2 separate regions of the Homo sapiens genome follow, and region 2 is linked to region 1. A link is an interaction called in ENCODE POLR2A ChIA-PET data of the cell type or tissue named here. Cell type or tissue: Caco-2. All regions are shown on one strand. Links, peaks and the distances in the headings refer to the core of each region. The heading gives the core; the rest is flanking DNA.

Evidence for each region. Peaks named below come from ENCODE experiments on the same cell type or tissue, not always from the same donor. Only the 100,000 strongest peaks of a DNase experiment are listed, where the experiment ranks them.
Region 2: POLR2A ChIA-PET joins it to region 1 with 6 read pairs; 8 of 35 experiments call an interaction of 5 or more read pairs at or near these places.

What each region holds. Positions count from the first base shown.
Region 1 is chr19:6,473,932-6,479,296 of GRCh38, forward strand. DENND1C (DENN domain containing 1C) reads right to left here. Exons shown (of 23, transcript NM_024898.4): 5 at 5,006-5,125; 6 at 4,852-4,921; 7 at 3,447-3,527; 8 at 3,287-3,352; 9 at 3,143-3,196; 10 at 2,926-3,036; 11 at 1,906-2,006; 12 at 1,775-1,820; 13 at 1,553-1,654; 14 at 1,343-1,468. Among named protein-coding and RNA genes, the nearest start is that of DENND1C, 5.2 kb to the right of the region's middle. RefSeq lists an enhancer at 1,664-2,403. In Caco-2, for the core only: no CTCF peak of the experiment used is centred there; DNase peaks (open chromatin) are centred at 1,550, 1,880, 2,370 and 2,760; H3K4me3 peaks cover 2,396 bases.
Region 2 is chr19:6,400,419-6,405,783 of GRCh38, forward strand. It overlaps the pseudogene LOC390877. Among named protein-coding and RNA genes, the nearest start is that of GTF2F1, 9.9 kb to the left of the region's middle. In Caco-2, for the core only: no CTCF peak of the experiment used is centred there; DNase peaks (open chromatin) are centred at 2,633 and 3,003; H3K4me3 peaks cover 960 bases.

The DNA.
Region 1 (5,365 bases), core at 111-5,110:
CACCTGTAATTTCAGCACTCTGGGAAGAGGAGATGGATGGATCACCTGAGGTCTGGAGTTTGAGACCAGCCTGGCTAACATGGTGAAACCCCATCTGTACTAAAAATACAAAAAATTAGCCATTGTGGTGGTGCATGCCTGTAATCCCAGCTATTCAGGAGGCTGAGGCAGGAGAATTGCTTGAACCCAGGAGGTGGAGGTTGCAGTGAGCCGAGATTGTGCCACTGCACTCCAGCCTGGGCAAGAGAGCAAGACTCTGTCTCAAGAGAAAAAAAAAAAAAAAAGAAGAAGAAGAAGACTGCTTGCGGGGGAGTCCCAGTTTTTGGGAGAGATCAGTGCATTAATTTTAGGCAAACAATGAGAGGGTCCAGGCCAGGGTGGAGACAGAGGAAGTGGGTGGTCTGTGTGCAGATTCAGGATGCAGAGATGACAAAAACGTCAGATGCTCAAGTGATACTAGAACCCCCCAATGATTTTACAGATTGGTTGTGAAAAACAGGGGAGGGGGCTTCAGAGATCAAGGCCCCGGCTTCAACATTCACCCACTGTGGGACTTCTCCAAAGCCTTGGTTTCCTCATATGGAAAATGGGACTATCACAGTATCCATCTCAAAATGTTATGAGCATTAAATGAGATAATAGCAGTGGTAGGAGCTAGCATTTATTGAGTGCTTGCTGTATGTCAGGTACGATTCAAAGTGCTGGGAAAATGCTGATTCACTGATTCTAATATCCTTTTGGGTGGCACTATTGGGGTCCCATTTTACAGAGGGGCAAACAGAGGCACAAAGTAAGCACTCCATTAATGCTACCTATCATTATTATTTTTTAATTAAAAAAATATATAGAGACGGTGGCCGGGCATGGTGGCTCACACTTGTAATCCCAGAACTTTAGGAGCCTGATGCGGGCAGATCACCTGAGGTCAGGAGTTCGAGACCAGCCTGGCCAACATGGAGAAACCCCGTTTTTACTAAAACTACAAAAATTAGCTGGGCATGGTGGTGCGCACCTGCAGTCCCAGCTACTTGGGAGTCTGAGGCAGGAGAATCGCTTGAACCCGGGAGGCACTCCAGCCTGGGGAACAGAGTGAAACTCTGTCTCAAAAACAAACAAACAAACAAACAAACAAACAACAACAACAACAAACGGGAGGGGTCTCACTGTGTTGCCCAGGCTGGTCTTGAACTTCTGGGCTCAAGCAATTCTCCCATCTCGGCATCCCAAAGTGTTGGGATTACAGGCGTGAGCCACTGCGTCCGGCCATCTACTGTACCTATCGTTACATTGCGATTCATTCAGGAACCCACGAGACCTCTCCCGCAGCGTCCCCGCTGCTCACCGGGCTGCAGACGAGTGCGTCGCGGTACCCCCCGAAGAGCAGGGCCTGGGCTTTGAGGAAGAGACGGGACACCCCTTCCCCGGGGGCCAGGGCGACCTTCCTGAGCCGGAGCCTCAGCAGGGACACCTGAAGCACAAGGGAGTGGCCCTGAGTGGGCAGGTGTGGGCCCCTCGCCTCCCGGGGCAGGAAGGTGGGAGGGGCGACACTGACCACGTCTGGAGGCAGCGCCTGCACGTCGTTAAAGGTCGTCTCCAAGGTATTGGCGTCCACGTTCAGCACCACGACGTCCTCCAGGGCTTTTTCTCGTACTCTCTGCGGAAAAGCGGGGTCGGCCGCTCAGAGCCCGGGAGTCCTTGGCAGAGGAGGGCATCTGGGGATGTAGAGGAAGGGGGAACCCTCACGTCCCCGTCGTCTGGGTAGATCCACGCTCACCTCGGCGAGACTGGCGTGCACTCCAATGAGGTAGGGCATGGGCGCGCTGCGGACCGAGGGGACGGGGTCATGCAGGCACCGCCCCCAGGGCCTGCCCACAGGCCCTGCCCCTCCCAGCTGCCCTCGCTCACCAGCAGTAGTCCAGCAGGTGTGGGGGCAGCGTGGGGATCAGCACGTGCTCCCAGCGCATGGGGTACAGGAGCGCGCAGGACGCGTGGACGCACGAGGTCAGCTGGGGAGCGATGGCGGGGCGTGGAGTCAGGGCCTGGACCCTCTAGCGCGAGGTCTCTTCCAGCTGCATTTCCCACGTCCCCAGTCTCCTGTTCCCCCTCCCCATCCACTGCTGGATAATGAGTGACAACTCGAACCCCTTTAGAAATCATGTGGAGACCAGGAATTTGGCCACTTACAGTGCTTTAAGCGGGTGAAGCCAGGACTCATACCGTCCTGATCCCTCTCTGTAAGGGGCGCAGTTAATAGGCAACACCCCTGAGTCTTCCCCATGCAGGTAGAGCAAGGACTGAGCCTCCACTGACTCCACCCCGAAAGAGGTGGAGCTATGACGTAGACCGCCCTTGTCCCGCCCCTAGGGGTGGATCCAAGACGTAACCCCACCCAAAGAGGTGGAGCCGGAAGGCAATCATTTGGCCCCGCCCCTAGGGGTGGAGCCAGTCTCCACGTCTGCCTTTGACCCTGGGTTTCAGGGTCCCTGGGAGTATGGGTCTCTAGTTTTTTGCGCCCCTTGTTATCTGAGTCCCTGTGTTCCTAGGTCCCTGGGTATTCGGGTCCCTGGGTCCTCAGATCTCTGAGTCCCTGAGTCCCTGGGTCCCTGGGTCCCTGGATTCCCACGTGTATAAGTCCCTAGTTCTCAGTGTCCCTGAGGGTCCGGAGGGGTGGAGCCAGACGTGTTGCGGCCCATAGTGGGTGGAGCCTGAGCACAGTACTCCCAAAAAGGAGGAGCTGCAGCGCAGCCCCCTCCCACGAGGGCGGGGCCAGAGTTCAACTCTCCAAGACCTTCGAAGGGGCGGGGCCAGGACTTCGCCCTCGGGTCTCGCGCAGTAGGGTTAGAGCCAGGAATCAGCCCCCTTGTCCCGCCCCCCGGGGCGGAGCCAGGCCCTGCTCCCACCCCGGCCCGGCGGACCCCGCCTCACGGTGCTGAGTTTGCTGGCGGTGAGCAGGACTCTTCTCTCGGCCAGGAGCGCCGCGAACAGCCCCACGATGTTCTCGTCAGTCACGGCCACCACCAGCTCCGTTAGGTTCCTCTGAGGATCAGAGAGTCGCTCTGGGCGTGGACGGGCCCCTGGATCTTGCATCCCCGGTCCGGGTTTCGGGACCTGTTCTCACCCCCAGAGACCCCTCCCCACTCACGTTCTCAGGGATGGATGGCAGGCGGCCGGAGTCCGGGGCCACGAAGCAGGAAAGCTGGTGGGGGTATTGGCAGGGGGATCAATCAGTCAGGAGGCTGGCCTCACCTGGACCCCCGACCTTCCAGGGTCCCCGAGCCCCGCTCACCGGCTTGCTATTCCCCCGGGTAGGGGGGGGGATACCCTGCCCGCTGGAGACCGTCACTCCGCTGCCCTGGGGAAGAGGCACGACTCTGTGGTCATGATGGCTGGGACGCAGCCTTCCCATCCACCTAAGGTCCAGCGCCCAGGGAATGGGAGCTACTCACCAGCTCAAGCCCCACTGAGGCCTGGGGCCCAGACAGGGACTGCTGAAACAGATTTTGAAGAAGTTCCTCTGCCTCGGTGACCTGGGTGGGACGTGGAGGGGCGGGGGTGGCTGAGCCAGATGTGGGGATTGGGGATTCCGAGGGCTATGACTAAGGTTGAGTGGTCTGGGAGGAGCCAAGGGCTCAGGTCAGTCCTGGGAGTTTTTTTTTTTCTTTCTTTAAAAGAAATTAATAATAATAATAATAATAATAATAGAGACAAAGTCTCCCTATGTTGCCCAGGCTGGTCTTGAACTCCTGGGCTCAAGGGATCCTGCTGCTTCGGCCTCCCAAAGGGCTACAATTACAGGCGTGAGCCACCGCGCCCGGCTTTTTAAATTTTTTAATTTAAATTTTTCCTTGTAGGCCGGGCGCGGTGGCTCGCGCCTGTAATCCCAACCCTTTGGGAGGCTGAGGCATGCGGATCACCTGAGGCCAGGAGTCCGTGTCCAGCCTGGCCAACATAGTGAAAACACGTCTCTGTTAAAAGTACAAAAAAAAAAAAAAAAATTAGCCGGGCTGGTGGGCCGCGCCTATAGTCCCAGCTACTTGGGAGACTGAGGCGGAAGAATCGCCTGAACCCGGAATGCGGAGGTTGCAGTGAGGCGGAATCGCACCACCGCACTCCAGCCTGGGCGACAGAGGAAGACTCCATCTAAAAGAAATTTTTTTTCTTGAGACAGGGTCTTGCTCTGTCCCCCAGGCTGGAGTGCAGTGCTGCGATCATAGCTCACTATAGCTTCGAACTCCTGGGCTCAGTTGATCCTCCCACCTTGCTCTCCTGAGTAGCTGGGACCACAGGTGTGCACCACCACGCCTGGCTAATTTTTTATTTTTATTTTTTGAGACGGAGTTTCGCTCCTGTTGCCCAAGCTGGAGTGCAATGGCGCGATCTCGGCTCACTGCCACTTCCGCCTCCCGGGTTCAAGCGATTCTCCTGCCGCAGCCTCTGAGCAGCTGGGATTACAGGCGTGTGCCACGACGGCCGGCTAATTTTTTTTTTTTTTTTTTGTATTTTTAGTAGAGACGGGGCTTCACCATGTCGGTCAGGCCGGTCTCGAACTCCTGACCTCAGGTGATCCGCTCGCCTTGTCCTCCCAAAGTGCTGGGATTACAGGCGTGAGCCACAGCACTTGGCCAATTATTTTTTATATTTTGTAGAGACGGGGGTCTCACTATGTTGCCCAGCTGGTCTCGAACTCCAGGGCTCAAGGGATCCTCCCACCTCGGCCTCCCAAAATGCAGGGACTACAGGTGTGACACAGTGTGCCCTGCCAAGCCTGGGAGATCTGAGAGGGAGGGGTTGGGAGGTTGAGGGGGGTGGGGGCTGGGACTCCCACAGGAGTGAGAGAGGGGCTGGTCTCACTTGGTCCTGGGCTAGGAGGTCTCCCACTGTGTTCAATAGCTTGTAAAACACCTCGAACCAAGGCAGGTGGCTGTGGAGAGAGGAGACAGGTTCCACGAAGTGTCCCTAGGCCTCGGCCTTTCCCATCCCCCCCTCCAACCCCCATATCCCGCACCTGAGGATGCAGAGACAGCTCTGGGTACCCGCCCGCAGGCGGCAGAAACCAAATCTGCGGTTGCCGGCAAGGTCTGTGAGGGCGAAGGTGAAATGCTGCACGGCGGGGCTGGGGGGCTCCCTGGAGTGGGAAGGGCTGTTAGAGAGACCTGGACATCCCAGCTGTCTGAGGATGTCCCCGCTCCCCAACAAAGCTCCTAGGACCCTGAGTGTATGGGTCTCTAGTTGTCAGGATCCCTGAATGTCTGGATCCCTGGGTCTCAGAATCCCTGGGTCCCTGAATCTCTGGGTCCCTGGATCTCTGGGTCCCTGAGTCCCTGGGTCCCTGGATCTCTGGGTTTCTGGATCTCTGGGTCCTTGA
Region 2 (5,365 bases), core at 83-5,082, 74 kb before region 1:
TTATTTATTTTTTAGGCAGAGTCTCCTTCTGTCGCCCAGGCTGGAGTGCAATGGTGCAATCTTGGTTCACCACAACCTCTGCCTCCTGGGTTCAAGCGATCCTCGTGCCTCAGCCTCCTGAGTAGCTGGGACTACAGTAAGCACCCGCCACCACGCAGGGCTAATTTTTGTATTTTTGGTAGAGATGGGGTTTCATCATGTTGGCCACACTGGTCTTGAACTCCTGACCTCAAGTGATTTGCCTGCCTCGGCCTCCTAAAGTACTGAGATTACAGGCGTGAGCCACCATGCCGGCCTGTTTTTTTTGGGTGTTGAGGACAGGGTCTCACTCTGTTGCCCAGTCTGGAGTGCTGTGGTGCGATCATAGCTCACTGCAGCATTAAACTCCTCCCACTTCAGCCCCCCAAGTACCTAATTTTTTTTTTTTTCTTTAAGACAGAGTCTCTCTCTGTTGCCCAGGCTGGAGTGCAATGGCGTGATCTCGGCTCACGGCAACCTCTGCCTCCCGGGTTCAAGCGATTCTCCTGCCTTAGCCCCCTGAGTAGTTGGGATTACAGGTGCCTGCCACCACACCCGGCTAATTTTTTTTTTTTTTTTTTTTTTTTTTTGTATTTTTAGTAGAGACAGGGTTTTCTCCATGTTGGCCAGGCTGGTCTCGAACTCCTGACCTCAGGTGATCCACCCACCTCGGCCTCCCAAAGTGCTTGGATTATAGGCATGAGCCACCGTGCCCAGCCAAGTACCTTTTTTGTTTGTTTGTTTGTTTGTAGACATAGGTTTCCTCTATGTTGCTCAGGCTGGTTTCTAACTCCTGGCCTCAAGCAATCCCCCCACTTCAACCTCCCAATGTGCCGGGAGTATGGGCATGAGACCCTGCACCTGCCTGGGAAACAGAGTGTTCTATTATCAAGGGAAAGTCAGGGTGTTGGAAGTTTCTAGAACCCAGATGAGGAGCTAGGGAGCTCTCTGAGGGCAGGGAGGAAGTCATTTCAGTATCTTCCTGCCCAGTTCCTGGCATGTGGTGGGTGAACCATTTGCCCACTGAATAGCGTGTGGGTTTAGCATCCTCCCTAGGCCATAGAGAGAGATTCGTGTTGTTCATTCATCTGTTTATGCAACCACCTGTCCCCGAAGTGTTCTTAGAGAAAGCCCTGCCCTCGGGGCTGGGGATACAGAGTTTACAAGATGCCGACATCAGAGTGAGAAAGAGAGGCACGAAGTCATGCAAAACAAAGACATTTCTGGGCTGGGCGCAGCGGCTCATGCCTGTAATCCCAGCATTTTGGGAGTCCGAGGTGGGTGGATCACCTGAGGTCGGGAGTTTGAGACCAGCCTGGCGAACATGGTGAAACCCCCTCTCTACTAAAAATACAAAAAAAATTAGCCAGTCACGGTGGTGCGCGCCTGTAATCCCAGCTACTGGGGAGGCTGAGCTACGAGGATCACTTGAACCCGGGAGGTGGAGGTTGCAGTGAGCTGAGATTGTGTCACTGCACTCCAGCTTGGTGACAGATGGAGACTCTGTCTCAAAACAAACAAACAAATAAAACCTACAAAGACATTTATAATAGCAGTTAAGTGCGGCGAAGAACAGAAAACAGAATGACATTTGGGAGGAACGAGAGTGTGCTCTTTTGGGCTGGGTGGGCTGGGTGGGCTGGATGGTGGCCTCCCTGACGTGGATACACTGGGGCCCTGAGTGGAGGATGAGGAGCTGGTGCTGGGAAGGTTGGAGGGAATTTCTTCAGGTGATTTTCACACTTCCGCGTGGCTTTTGTGCAAGCAGCTGTCTGAACACGTGAACAGTGACGATACTGTGGACTGAACAAGGAGGGATCTTTTTGATTCTGTTTGGAAACAGTTGAGCAGGAAAAGAGAGGCCGGGTGCAGTGGCTCACGCCTGTAATCCCAGGACTTTGGGAGGCCAAGGAGGGCAGATCGCTTGAGCCCAGGAGTTCGAGACCAGCCTGGGCAACATAACAAGACCTCTGTGTCTACAAAAAAAATTTAAAAATGAGCCAGGCGTGGTGGTGCATGCCTGTAGTCCCAGCTATTTAGGAGGCTGAGGTGGGAGAATCACTTGAGCCCAGGAAGTCAATGCTACAGTGAGATATAATTACACCACTGCACTCCAGCCTGGGTGACAGAGCAAGACACTGTCTCTAAACAAACAAACAAAACATAAAAAAACAGGAAGGAAAAGAGAAGAGAAACTGTCTGTCAGGCTACAGACCTTGAGGCTTCTCTGAGGCTTGTTGGATTCCACTTAAAATACCTTTCGATTCCAGACCAGCCTGACCAACATGGAGAAATCCTAACTCTACTAAAAATACAAAATTAGCCAGGCATGGTGGCGCATGCCTGAAATCCCAGCTACTTGGGAGACTGAGGCAGGAGAATGGCTTGAACCCGGGAGGCGGAGGTTGTAGTGAGCCAAGACTGCACCCTTGCACTCCAGCCTGGGCAACAAGAGCGAAACTCCGTCTCAAAAAAAAAAAAAAAACCTTTTGAAGAAGCACTTTGATGGAATCAAAGGTCATGGGCGCCAGGGCAGCTGTTCCCACATGCAGGTGGGGGCCCTGCCCTTTGTTCACACCTACATTCAAGGAATTCTGTTGGGCTCATAATTCGTTGTGATGGGGTTAAAGGACAAATCTCAGGCCCCCGCCTCAGGACTGGGAGTTCTCCGAGGGCAAAGGTCGGGCTCATTCATTTCTATGCCTGCCCCAGCCTCAGGCCAGTGCCCGGAAGAAAGCAGGTCCCCAGCTCCACCAGTGGCTTCTAGGTCTCAGAACAGAGGCTACAGACCGTGGCATGGGCCCCTTTGGGTCCACCAAAGTGTTCGGTTTGGACTTTACAGCATTTTGCATTTTCCTTTTTGGGTTCACGGCCAACATTCGACAACAGGGAGCTTCCACATCAAAACTCCCAGCTTCTCTTGAAAACCGACTGACTTGGCAACGCAGGGCCTGCACGTCCCCATGGCAACAGCTGCGTGAACGCTTCCTGAGCTTTTATTGAGCCCAGCACTGTTCTCAACACTCTGCATGGATGAACTCATCTTCCGGAACGTTCCAGGCATTAGCATCCCGATGTTTTGCAGAGCGATCGGGGAGCTGCAATAGGGTCACACAATGTAGGTGGGGAAGGCAGGGCAGAAGCCCAGGCAACCCCACTCCTTGGGCCCATATTTTTTAACTTTTTATTTTAGTATAGAGATGGGGGCCAGACGTGGTGGCTCACGCCTGTAATCCCAGCACTTTGGGAGGCCCAGGTGGGTGGATCACCTGAGGTCAGGAGTTTGAGACCAGCCTGGTGTGATGGCCAACATGGTGAAACCTCGTCTCTACTAAAATACAAAAATTAGCCGGGCGTGATGGTGAGCGCCTGTAATCCCAGCTACTCCTGAGGCTAAGGCAGGAGAATCACTTGAACCCGGGAGGCAGAGGTTGTAGTGAGCTGAGATCACACCACTGCACTCCAGCCTGGGCGACAGAGCGAGACTCCCTCTCAAAAAAATCAAAATAAAAATTAGCTGGGCTTGGTGGCGCAAGCCTGTAATCCCAGCTACTCAGGAGGCTGAAGCAGGAGAATCTCTTGAACCTGGGAGGCGGAGGTTGCAGTGAGCAGAGATCGCATCACTGCACTCCAGCCTGGGTGACAGAGCAAGACTCTGTCTCAAAAAATAAATAAATAAATAAATAAATAAATAAATAAATAGGGTCTTGCTGTGTTGCCCAGGCTGGTCCTGAACTCCTGGCCTCAAGCTCCCACCTCAGCCTCCCAAAGTTCTGGGATTACAGGCGTGAGCCACCACGCCCAGCCTCCAAGGCCCCAATTTTAATTCCTTTACTGTGCAACTGACTTTGTCACGGTCACTCCTAGAGGCATTTGAGTCTGCAGTGTCCCTGCCTTAGAGTCTGTCCAGAGGTTCCTAGTAGCACAGCATCCCTGGAGCCTGAAACACAGACCATGCCTAGCCCCATCTGGGACCCCAGCTGGCTCATGCGTCTTTGTTTGGTGCATTTTGGTGAAGCAGGTCTGGCTTGATGATGGATCCCCAGGATGGAGATCTCTATGCACAAGAACACAATGTGCAGGAAGGGTGTGGTGATTCCCCTTATGATTCCCACTGTCCTGTATACTCCAGACACCATGGGGGGCCGTCCTGGGTGAACCCACTGAAATCCATGGGAAGCCAAGGTTGGACACAGCCTCAGCATTCCAGGGAGACTCTCGCCCCTATTTTACAGATGGGGAAACCAAGGCCCAAGGAGGAAGGGTTGCCTCCTCTTAATTTTTAGGGCTGGGTGAGGTGGCTCATGCCTGTAATCCCAGCATTTTGGGAGGCAGACGCGGGTGGATTGCTTGAGCCCAGAAGTTCCAGACCAGCCTGGGCAACACGACAAAACCCCATCTGTACAAAAAAAAAAAAAAAAATACAAAAAAATTAGCTAGGTGCAGTGGCAAGCACCTGTGGTCCCAGCTACTAGGGAGGCTGAGGTGGGAGAACTGCTTGAGAACCAGGAGCGTTCAGTGAGCTGAGAATGCACCACAGCACTCCAGCCAGAGCGACAGGAGTGAAACCCTGTTTCAAAATAAATAAATAAATAAAATAAGTGGTTTTTTTTTTTTTTTTTTCTGAGAGAAGTCTCGCTCTTGCCCCCAGGTCTGAGTGCAATGGCTTGATCTCGGCTCACTGCAACCTCCACCTCCCGGGTTCAAACAATTCTTCTGCCTCTGCCTCCCAAGTAGCTGGGATTAATGCACCTGCGACCATGCCTGGCTAATTTTTGTATTTTTTGTAGAGATGGGGCTTCACCATGTTGGGCAGGCTGTTCTCGAACTCCTGACCTCAGGTGATCCGCCCGTCTCGGCCTCCCAAAGTGCTGGGATTACAAGTGTGAGCCACCGTGCCCAGCCATAAAGTATGTATTTTTTAAAACCTTTTTATTAATTATAGACTCACAAGGAAATGCTGAGATAGTAGAGAGGTCTCATATGCCCTCCGCCCAGCTCCCCCACAATGAGGATGTCTTTTTTTTTTTTTTTTGAGACAGAGTCTCGCTCTGTCACCCAGGCTGGAGTGCAGTGGTGTGATCTTGGCTCACTGCAAGCTCCGCCTCCTGGGTTCACGCCATTCTGCTGCCTCAGCCTCCCCAGCAGCTGGGACTACAGACACCCGCCACCACACCTGGCTAATTTTTTTGTATTTTTAGTACAGACGGGGTTTCACCGTGTTAGCCAGGATTGTCTCGATCTCCTGACCTCGTGATCTGCCCGCCTCGGCCTCCCAAAGTGCTGGGATTACAGGCGTGAGCCACCGCGCCCGGCCTTTTCTTTTTTTTTTTTAAATGGAGTCGCA